Regions from separate parts of the Homo sapiens genome. Here all the other regions are linked to region 2. The links are chromatin contacts, found by Hi-C or POLR2A ChIA-PET in ENCODE. All regions are on one chromosome and are shown on one strand. Each heading gives the region's core, a stretch centred on a gene start or an enhancer-like site at or near the end of the contact. The rest is flanking DNA. Distances are from core to core; before and after follow the strand shown. Region 1 has its middle 24 kb from the start of IFNGR2. Region 2 has its middle 30 kb from the start of LINC01548. Region 3 overlaps IFNAR1 (interferon alpha and beta receptor subunit 1).

The links. A loop is a pair of places that touch in the nucleus more often than their neighbours do. ChIA-PET counts read pairs that join two places held with the same protein, here RNA polymerase II (POLR2A). Pooled maps may share reads with other maps.
Region 1: a loop to region 2 is called in a map of heart right ventricle, with 7 times the contacts of the local background. The contact joins two enhancer-like sites. A Hi-C loop is called at or near these places in 74 of 168 maps with a recorded cell type or tissue (A673, CD14-positive monocyte, CD4-positive, alpha-beta T cell and 44 more), 31 of 37 single-sample maps with no recorded cell type and 41 of 50 pooled maps. POLR2A ChIA-PET finds 5 or more read pairs at or near these places in 9 of 52 experiments (CD4-positive, alpha-beta T cell, CD4-positive, alpha-beta memory T cell, GM12878 and 6 more).
Region 3: a loop to region 2 is called in a map of transverse colon, with 3 times the contacts of the local background. The contact joins two enhancer-like sites. A Hi-C loop is called at or near these places in 9 of 168 maps with a recorded cell type or tissue (CD4-positive, alpha-beta T cell, GM11168, endothelial cell of hepatic sinusoid and 5 more), 1 of 37 single-sample maps with no recorded cell type and 3 of 50 pooled maps. POLR2A ChIA-PET finds 5 or more read pairs at or near these places in 5 of 52 experiments (Caco-2, GM12878, OCI-LY7 and 2 more).

Annotation. Positions count from the first base shown.
Region 1 is chr21:33,378,025-33,381,460 of GRCh38, reverse strand. No RefSeq gene overlaps it. Among named protein-coding and RNA genes, the nearest start is that of IFNGR2, 24 kb to the left of the region's middle. RefSeq lists enhancers at 898-1,057, 220-1,419. Within about 2 kb of position 1,425, at least 35 of the 41 ENCODE cell types and tissues checked have a DNase peak (open chromatin) inside an H3K27ac peak, as active enhancers do; they include CD14-positive monocyte, OCI-LY7 and heart right ventricle, where a contact is called at or near this core.
Region 2 is chr21:33,198,008-33,201,823 of GRCh38, reverse strand. No RefSeq gene overlaps it. Among named protein-coding and RNA genes, the nearest start is that of LINC01548, 30 kb to the right of the region's middle. Within about 2 kb of position 1,888, at least 4 of the 41 ENCODE cell types and tissues checked have a DNase peak (open chromatin) inside an H3K27ac peak, as active enhancers do; they include CD14-positive monocyte, OCI-LY7 and heart right ventricle, where a contact is called at or near this core.
Region 3 is chr21:33,345,574-33,349,167 of GRCh38, reverse strand. IFNAR1 (interferon alpha and beta receptor subunit 1) reads right to left here. Exons shown (of 11, transcript NM_000629.3): 7 at 1-77. Among named protein-coding and RNA genes, the nearest start is that of IFNAR1, 22 kb to the right of the region's middle. Within about 2 kb of position 1,412, at least 3 of the 41 ENCODE cell types and tissues checked have a DNase peak (open chromatin) inside an H3K27ac peak, as active enhancers do.

The DNA.
Region 1 (3,436 bases), core at 176-2,675, 180 kb before region 2:
GCCCAGGAGGGTGAGGCTGCAGTGAGCTGTGATTGTGCCACTGCACTCCAGCCTGGGCGACAGAGTGAGACCATGTTAAAAAAAAAGACAAAAGAAAAAGAAAGTGGGCCCCTAAAACACTGCTCATAATCGCCCCCAAAAGTGTCAACAAGCCAAATGTCCATCAACTTATAACTAGATACATAGCATACGATGTATCCAAATGGTGGAAATTATTTGGCAATAAAGAAAAGAAGCACTGATACACGCTTCGACATGGACCAACCTCAAAAATGTGATGCTGAGTGAAAAAAGCCAGTCATAAAGGTCATGTATTGTATGATCCTCTTTATGTAAAATTTCCAAAATGGGTGCATTCATAGAGACAGAAAGTACATTAATGGATGCCAGGGGCTGGCAGGAGGGGAGACGAGGAGTGACTTTTAACGGGTACGGGACATCCAGCTCACAGATGCTCTGCATAATTAGAGGTCACACATTCCTCCAGCATCCTCCGGGGTCTTGCCATTTAATCTCTGTGGCCCCATCATCCATGGGTTTTGTTTATGCTTTAAGACCAGCTCTGTGTGGAGGAGTCTCTGAAGCATGGGGGCAAGGCAGGAAGAAATCGGGCCAACCCAGCCAGAGGGAGGACCAACCCCGAAGTGTCCCCTTTGACCAAATGTGGATTTCCGGGAGCACAGACCTGGCTGCTGCCCCAGGCGTTGGCTTCCTGTCTTGCCAAGCCTCTGCCATCCTGTTGTGTGAGTCAGAGCGAGTCACAGCGGAGGGCGTGGGAGGCCTGAAGATAGCCCAGCCAGTGTTCTCAGCTCGGCTGCATGTTAGAGACACCACGCATGTTTAAAGACTAGTGTGGTGGAGAGTAAAACTTTCTACTCTCTGAAGGTTTGATAATTGAGTCTATGAAGTAAACTGACAGTGGACAGATGACAGTCTCTCCACTAAAACCATTTTAATTATGTGTATACGCATGGAAGTCCCACCAAATCTGAGGCTCAAAAAGTCCAGATGATTGAGGTTTATACAGTATTCTGTTTGGGTTTTTTGTTTTGTTTTGTTTCAGAATCTTGCTCTGTCACCCAGGGTGGAGTGTGGTGGTGTGATCTCGGCTCCTCACTGCAACCCGTGACTCCCAGGTTCAAGTGATTCTCCTGTCTCAGCCTCCTGAGTAGCTGGGATTACAGGCATGTGCCACTACACCTGGCTAATTGTTTTTTGTATTTTTAGTAGAGACAGGGTTTCACCATATTTGCCAGGCTGGTCTCAAACTCCTGACCTCAAGTGATCCAGCTGCCTCTGCCCCACAAAGTGCTGGGATTACAGGTGTGACCACCATGTCAGGCCTTATACAGCATTCTGCTCTACAGAAAGGAGTAGAGGCTTGAGGCTTCCGGGGATTAAGCAACAGCAAGTCATGGCAGGGAAAGGGAAGTAAGTGCTTGGTGAGCAATCCCTGTCCTGCTCTGCAGAGAAACAGTCTCTGAGCTAATAGAGGTATTAAAAAAAAATAGAGATATCCCAGGCCTTCTGCCTGATACAATTTACCGATGTAGATTTCCTTTGTAGATATAAATTTTCTTTACAAAAGGACAGCTTTTCAGCTGTTCCTGTGCCTGTAGTTTCTCAAAATAACCAGCTCAAAATATGCCAAGGAAGTATATTTTGGCATGTTCTGATCTCCTATGGCCATATTTTGGGTGGTTTGTCCTGAGCCGAGGCAGGTGGATCACCCGAGGTCAGGAGTTTGACACCAGCCTGGCCAACGTGGTGAAACCCCGTTTCTACTAAAAATACAAACAATTAGTTGGGTGTGGTCGTGCCTGCCTGTAATCCCACCTACTCGGGAGGCTGAGGTAGGAGAATCACTTGAACCCGGGAGGCAGGATAATTGCTTGAACCCAGGAGGCAGAGGTTGCAGTGAGCCGAGATCACGCCATTTGCACTCTAGCCTGGGCGACAGCGTGAGACTCCATCTCAAAAAAAAAAAAAAAAAGTAACATATCAATTACATGTTAACAGAAACCACATATTTTTCATGAAAAATATATTTTCCAAAACAAAAAAGTATTCTTTGATAAAATTGCTCAAAAAAAAGAAAGAAAAAGAAAGTGGGCCCCTAAAACACTGCTCATAATCGCCCCCAAAAGTGGCAACAAGCCAAATGTCCATCAACTTATAACTAGATACAAAGCACGCGACATATCCAAATGGTGGAAATTATTTGGCAATAAAGAAAAGAAGCACTGATACACGCTTCGACATGGACCAACCTCAAAAATGTGATGCTGAGTGAAAGAAGCCAGTCACAAAGGTCATGTATTGTATGATCCTCTTTATGTAAAATTTCCAAAATGGGCGTATTCATAGAGACAGAAAGTACATTAATGGATGCCAGGGGCTGGCAGGAGGGGAGACGGGGAGTGACTTTTAACGGGTACGGGACATCCAGCTCACAGATGCTCTGCTTAATTTGGAGGTCACACATTCCTCCAGCATTCTCCAGAGTTTTGCCATTTAATTTTGATTTATGTATTTTGAGACAGAGTTTCGTTCTTGTCGCCCAGGCTGGAGTGCAGCGGTGCGATCTTGGCTCAGTACAACCTCTGCCTCCTGGGTTCAAGCGATTCTCCTGCCTCAGCCTCCCAAGTAGCTGGGATTACAAGCATATGCCACCATGCCCGGCTAACTTTTTGTATTTTTAGTAGAGATAGGGTTTCACCATGTTGGTCAGGCTGGTCACAAACTCCTGACCTTAAGTGATCTGCCCGCCTCGGCCTCCCAAAGTGCTGGGAATACAGGCGTGAGCAACCGCGCCCGGCCAAAATTGCTATTCTTTAAAAAGAGATTTTAAAACATCTCTTTAGTTTCTGTCCTAATAGAAGGAAGCTGGGTTTTTACATCTGCTCTGCTCTGCACGGGTGCAATATCACATATGCAGCCGCTAGAAAATCCCATTGCATATCCCACTGAAAGAATGATAGTGAAAAAGACAATTCATCTCTTGGTTGGTTATGAAAACAGTTTTGACCTTGCATCCCCTCTGAAAGGAGTTCTGGATACTTTGAGAACTACTGTTCTAAAACACTTAGATGCAATTAAAAGCTTTGCCATGGCCGGGCATGGTGGCTCATGCCTGTAATCGCAGCACTTTGGGAGGCCGAGGTGGGAGGGTCACCTGAGGCCAGGAGTTCAAGACCAGCCTGGCCAATATGGCGGAACCCCGTCTTTACTAAAAGTACACAAACTAGCCGGGTGTGGTGGCGCACCTGTAATTACAGCTACTCAGGAGGCTGAGGCTCTAAATCGCTTGAATCTGGGAGGCACAGGTTGCAGTGAGCCAGGATGGTGCTACTGCACTCCAGCCTGGGCAACAGAGCACGACTTTGTCTCAAAACAAACAAATAAACAAGACAGCTTTGCCAGTATCCATGAGCTT
Region 2 (3,816 bases), core at 639-3,138:
GTGTGGAAAGCTTTGCATTGGCCAGGAGTTGTGGCTCACGCCTGTAATCCCAGCACTTAGGGAGGCTGAGGCGGGAGGATGGCTTGAGCCCAAGAGTTTGAGGCCAGCCTGGGCAACATAGGGAGACCCCTGGGGGTCTCTACAAAAAAATTTAAAAATTAGCCTGGCATGGTGGTGTGCACCTGTAGTCCCAGCTACTCGGGAGGCTGAGGTGGAAGGATCATTTGAGCCCGGGAGGTTGAGGCTGCAGTGAGCCATGATCGTGCCACTATACTCCAGCCTGGGTGACAGAGCGAGACCCTATTCAAAAAAGAAAAGAAAATAATAAAAAAAAAAGGAAAAGAAAAGAAAGGAGCAAGCCTCCTCGCCTTTTGAACCCAGGCACTGGCTTTCAATCTCTTTGAGAAATTAAATTACACCTCTAACATCCTGGTACACTCAGCAAGTCACAGTAATCTTATGGTAAAGTGAGTGCACATAGAATCCTACTTTAAGCAAAGGGCTGTTCTTTCTGGGTCCCATCTACTATAATGGCAGTGGTCATGGTCTATTTTGCATGAAATCTCTTATACATGATTTTGTAAAGAAGGTTATAACAATATTTTTCTAATGATGTTTGTTTGCAATAAAGTGATTGTAGAGCAAGATAATCACTTTATTGCAAACAAGCATCATTGATAATTATTTAGATACATTCATGCATCCTTAAGACAACCCTTCAGATATGGGTAGATTACATTTTGAGACAGCAGGGTGAGGTCTGTAGTGGGTCTATAAGCCAGTTAGCATGATAAGGGTAACCGCCATCATCCCAGCTCCAAGGCTGTAAGTAAGGGATGTATGGGACAAGAATCTGTTTGCCTGGGGAGGCTGAGGATGCGCCACTGTAGTCAGAATGCTATTGTCTAACCGTGGGGTTGATGAAGCACATCTGGTCCAGTGAGTTGTTCTCTGTGCAAATCCAGGCTAGCCAATCAGCAGAACTGCCAGGCCTTGGGTGTGTAAAGTTGGGACAGGAGAGGGGGGAATCAGAGGGAGGAGAGTCTATAAGACTGGTTTCAAAGATGTCTGGAATGGCTCCACTATCTTGTCCTTAACATTTGCCATTCTCCATTTGGTGGCCTCTGCAGATGGCTGCCAGCCACCCTGCATGTGTCTATCTTCAAGACTTCCTTCTATATCTAGATATGTGAACTTGCAGGATCTGCTGAAGGCAGGGACTCAGGTCTGAATTTCTTCCCATCTGAGCACACCATGGATGTGTGCCAATGTGGTGGTAGGACAAAGACTTTAAACCATTGACTTATTATGGGAGTCAACACAATGGGCAATCTAACCTATAGAAAACAACAGAAAAACATTTTGAAATGTATACATGTTTGAAAGGCTACTATATATAGAAGTCTTATCCCTCAGTGCCTCTGGGGGATAGGATTCATATATATATATATATTGAAGCCCAAATATCTATATGTTGAAGTCCTATCCCCCAGTACCTCTCAGAATGTGGCTGCATTTGGAGAAAGGGCCTTTAGGAAGGTAATTAAGGTAAAACGAGGTCATGGGGAGAGGGGGCTTTAATCTGATATAACTGATGTCCTAATAGGAAGAGGAGATTAGGACACAGACACAGAGGGGTGACCATGTGAAGACTCAGAAATCCGCCATCTATGAGCCAAGAAGAGAGATCTCAGAAGGAACCAATTCTGCTGACACCTTGATTTCAGACTTCCAGTCTCCAGAACTGTGAGAAAATACATTTCTGTTGTTGACGTCACCCCTCTATGGCAGCTCTAGTGGAATAATACTAATAACAGTTGCTGTCTTAGCAGGGCCTATAGCTCCTTTCATGTTAGGAAACGGCTCCCTCTGCTGGGTCTTTGTGTTAAAAGCCAAATGATGCCCTGAAAACAATGACTCATGTTTGGACGGTGCAGAACAAAGTGCTTAGATTCTTCTTTTACAGAATCTATATAGAATAAAGAATGTAGAATCTTTGTAGAGTTCTTTGTAGAATCGATCGCCTGTAATCAGGGTTGATATTGACAATATTTAGCAACTGTTGCGGCTCTCTACTGTGTCTGCCATTAACCCTGTGGATGCTGGACTGTGAGGCTGGGCTGGGGATGGTCCTGGGGTGGGACTCAGTGGACAGGGTAGTGTGGGGAGGATTGAGATGGGGACATTCAGGGAAGTGACTGTGTACCAACCAGTGCAGAAGGATCAACCAGGCTGGAAGATACAGTCTCAAGGCTGAAGATCCGTGTGTCATCATAAAAAAATAGTTTCCTAATATCTGTTCTATAAAACTATCTTTTTATAAAACATCTTCAACTTAGTCTATTGCTCCTGGAAAGAGCCCACAAACAAATATGCTCTTATAAGCAAAAAATCTCTTCCTGGTATGGTTCACGGCTCTCCAAGACATATTCCTTGTCAGTCGGATTCATGCTATTATCCTCACTCTCCTCCTGGCAGTCAGGTTGTGTTGCTGAAACTATAAACACCGCAAGTCTGGAGATAAGATTTGGTGAATTGCAGTTAGAATGTTGAATTTTCTATCACTTTCCGCCTTGTGTTATTGCTACAAAACCAAACCTATCTATCACGCAGCAAGCGCTAACCACAGCAGCCTCTGTGTTTCTACCCTAGTTTTTGATTCTCTATTGTCCTAGTCTCTTGCAGACTAGAAATTGTAAGAGGAGGCATGGTTAATTGAGGGTGGGGTAGAAAGAAGGAAAAGAGGAGGCTAGCAGGGTAGAAACATAGATGATATTGACACATTGAGAAGAGATTGCTAATCTACCATCGTCATTGCTGGGACTCGAGAAGGGCCTTACTGGGATCCAGCCAGGATTAGCTCAGCCACTGCTGCTGTGGTTAGGGTTTGCTACACGATACTCTTTTGAACACATGCCATGGGGACAGTTCTGCACTTCTGCTCCCGTCTGTGGTGTGACAAGGCCGGCTCTGTTCCCTTTTTCCTTCTCAGTCTTAGCTTTTGAGACGCCATGAAACTGACAGTACTGGTTCTGATTATGTGCAAAAACTGGATTCCAACTGCCAAGCATTTCTTTCTCAACTTCTGATTAGCTGCAACTTAGTAGTCATTCAACCTTGAATAAAACAATTTCACCTGAATATAAAAACACGTTTAAAATTAAGAAATTGCTTGCTTACACAATATATTATTCTTTCTTTTTCTGGCATCTTCCTTGCGGTTTAGATGTCATATCGTAACTTCTCCTTCCCCAAAGGGTCAATCCAACTCTAGTGTCTTGTTCCATGTGGGTCTTTTGTTCCTTCCACCCATAATCTAAAGGTCCCAAGGCACTTCCCCTATCCTCCCTCAGCCAAGCTTCATCCTTGGGCTCTGCCCTAGAGTAACTCAGCTGACATCTTAAATATGTCTGATCATGCTAGTTTGTATAATTCCTGTTTTCTGCATGCAGACTATGTGTTTTTCCTAACACACCAGCAAATATTTAGTAACTTTAAATTTATGTGCCAGTATTTTGCAAAGTGCAGTGGGGGGGTACAAAGAATTGAAAACCTGATCTCATCAACTGGAGTTGACTACACATATGTAGGTACGGGAAAGAGTAAGATATAGAGGGTACCACCTGTAGCTGGAGTACCTCCAGCACCGGGCGATGCTTCCCACTTCTCTCCTCTGTAATGCACAGGAAACATTATATTTCCAAATATGATGCATTCCCATGGGTAGCAGTTGCTCTGCCTCTTTCCCAACCAAGAAAGCCTATGGAATTTAGGGATTGTTGGGATGTGATCAAAGGGACAACCTTAAATATCCAC
Region 3 (3,594 bases), core at 163-2,662, 150 kb before region 2:
TAGTTTTGACATTTTCACAGTCAGGTATTTGTTTCCATTTATACAAATGGTTTCCAGGATTCCTTTTTAAAAAGGCGCTTTTAAGACAAATATTTTTTAAATTCATTAGATATTTATTAAGTATTTACAATTGCCAGACACTATGTTAGGGGCTAAGGTTACAGAAATAAATAGTATCCACACTCAGGAAACTCACAAACAATGGAAGAGATATGCATCTAACATAAAAGAAAACCAAAGACTGTTCCAGACTGTGGTCATGTTGTGCTCTGCTGGAGGTGGCTCATATCAATATGCAAGAACATCTGTTAGTTAGAATTTCCAGGAATGCTGCAAGCTGGTTTATTTTTTTTGGCTTTTTTTTTGAGACCGAGTCTCGCTCTGTCACCCAGGCTGGAGTGGAGTGGTAGGATCTTGGCTCACTGCAACCTCTGCCTCCTGGGTTCAAGCAATTCTCCTGCCTCTGTCCCCCTGAGTAGCTGGGATTACAGGTGCACGCCACCAGGCCTGCCTAATTTTTGTATTTTTAGTAGAGATGGGGTTTCGTCATGTTGGCCAGGCTGGTCTTGAACTCCTGACCTCAGGTGATCCACCTACCTCGGCCTCCTAAAATACAAACTGGTTTTTAAAGAAAAACCATTACTAAAAATTAAGTTATATAAATTTGCAAATAAAAAATTGTTTTAAAGACAGAGGTAATAAATAAATTCATCTTGTCCTAATTATTTTACTACATTTTATTTTCTAAGCTCTTGGGGCTATCTTTATCTATTGTAGCTATATGATAGTGGTGTGCTACTGTGCATATGTTCCCAACTCCATATTCAGGGACATCAGGCTGGTGGCTTGAAAGTGGCCATGGTGGGAATATTTATATCATAAAAATCAGCAAACACTACAAAATAGGACTTTTTCTTTCTGGAAAGCCAGCTGCTAAACATGCGCCAGCATACCAATGGACACTGATTAAGTGCTAAAATAGAGACACACTGCGGGGTTATAAGAGCAAGTATAAGTACGAGACTAAAGAGGTTAAGTAACTTGCCCAGAAACCAACAGCTAAAAGCATCTCAGTTCAAGCCCAGAACTCTAATAGCCTCCTGACTGGTTTCCTTATCTCTCTTTAGTGTCTCCTTAGTCCACTCTCCCACATACCATGTCGCCGCATGCACCTTCCTCAAATCCAGAGCTCAGGTTAACTATCACCCCAACACAAAATCCCCAAAAGCCTACAGGACAGCCTGAGGTTGACCCTAATCTTGTCCCATTCTACTTATTCAGCTTTCTTCCCATTGCCACCTGGTGTCCAAATGTTCTGCTACTCTAGAAGGACATCCTCCCCACTGGAGAAGGCAAAATTCTGAGATGGCCCCCAAGATTCCTGCCCCCTGGTGTACACATCCTGTATAATCCCCTCCTCTTGAGCATGGGCAGGACCTGTAAATACGATGGAGGCCCTCCTCTCATAATTAGGTTACATTAAGTGGCAGAAGAGAAGGTATTTCACAGATGTAATTAAGGTCCCAAATCAGTTGAATCAAATGAGAGACTATTCTGGGTGGGCCTGACCTAATCAGATGAACCCCTTAAAAGAGGATCTAGGCCAGGCATGGTGGCTCATGCCTCTAATCCCAGCACTTTGGGAGGCTGAGGTGGGCAGATCACTTGGGGCCAGGAGTTTGCGAACAGCCTGGCAAACATGGAGAAACTCCGTCTCTACTAAAAATACAAAAAAAATGGCTGAGCGCGGTGCCTCACGCCTATAATCCCAGAACTTTGGGAGGCTGAGGCGGGTGGATCACCTGAAGTCAGGAGTTCGAGACCAGCCTGGCCAATACGGTGAAACCCCGTTTCTACTAAAACTACAAAAATTAGCTGGGTGTGGTGGTGCACACCTGTAGTCCCAGCTACTTGGGAGGCTGAGGCAGAAGAATCACTTGAACCCAGGACGCGGAGGTTGCAGTGAGCTGAGATCATGTCACTGCACTCCAGTCTGGGTGACAGAGTGAGACTCCGTCTCAAAAAAAAAAAAAAAAGGATCTAGAGGTCAGACTCTCCCTTCCTGATGGCCTCTAAGAAGTGAGCCACCATGAGCTCTAGAAATAAATTCTGCCAACAACATGTGAGCTTGGGAGCGGCCCCCAAGTCTTGTATGAATGACTGACTCCTTGACTGCTTAGCAGAAGAGCCAGCTAAGCCACGCTTGGACTCCTGACTCACAGAAACTTTGAGACAATAAACAGCTGTTTAAGTTGCTAAGTCTGTGGTAATTAGTTACAGACACAGAAAACTAACATCTAATAGTTGTCTACTTAAAAAAAATCTGAATTAACAATCAAGGCCTTGTTCATACCTTATCTCTTTCCTTATGGCTTCTTTGGTCTCTTTAGCCCCTATTCACCTTTACATTTTCAATTTCTGCAACCCTTATAATTTGTATACCACTCTTTAGTCCTAAACCACACAACACTTTGCAATGTTGGCTAACTGCTTTCAATTTTTGAACCACGTTTGATTCTGCTGACTCTTTCCATTTCTTCAGTGCTTTGTACAATATGGTAAGTACCCAAAAGAAGCTTAGAGATCAGCTATCAGAAATACCTCTCATTATCTATTTGGTGACCCTATTATTTATTCACTTCTGAAAGTGAGGTATACACAAAAGACTACTGAACAGTTTCCTGATTGGTTTGTGAGGTTATATATGCATTGTGGGGCACATATGCACATAAATGCATTTGCATTCTACCAGTCACCCTTGGTTCAAAATTAACACTAAAAGATAGAAATTGATCATAGCGGTACTTACACTTCCCTTCTCCCTCATTTTTTCTGTTTCTTTCCAGTTTCTTCTGACTTTTCCTTTCCTGTCTTAGCTATACTTGCCTTTGCTCTCTCTACTCCTCTGCCACCAATGTATATCTTTCTTTCCATCTCTTTTCTCCCCATAACCCATTTTTCCTTCTACTTAATTTTCCTCTTCTCTTTTCTCTATTCATCTCCTACAATTTTCCAATCAATATAAACTACATGCAGTTCTCTTTTATCAGCTTTTTAAAAATTTTAATGCTTAGAGATGGGGGTCTCACTATGTTGCCCAGGCTGCAGTGCAGCGGCTACTAGCAGGTGTGATCATACAACACTGCAGCCTCAATTCCTGGCCTCAAGTAATCCTCCTGCCTCAGCCCACTGAGTAGCTGGGACGATAGGCATGCGCCACTGCACCAGGCCAGTTCTCTTTCATTTATGCAGCGCCTGGACTTCATCCATGTTTAGCTAGCCTCTGCTCAACCACATAGAACATAGTTCTTTCCAACTTTCTTTCCCACCGAAGTATCTACTACAAAATTTTGTCAAAACCACTAAAGTAATAAAGAAAATAGGAAGGCTAATTTTTTGAATTGAACAAGTGAGTGGACTGAGATCATTTTAAGGACTCATGGAAGAAGTGAGTTCTTAGAAAAAGATCAGGGTCAACTGTCGAGTCTTCCAGATTGGGGAAATAACACATGCAACTAGTTACACTTTCTTTTTTTTCTTAAGCCAGTAAGAACCCCAGATATTAGAATCCATCTATTTTACAAGTGAAGAAAT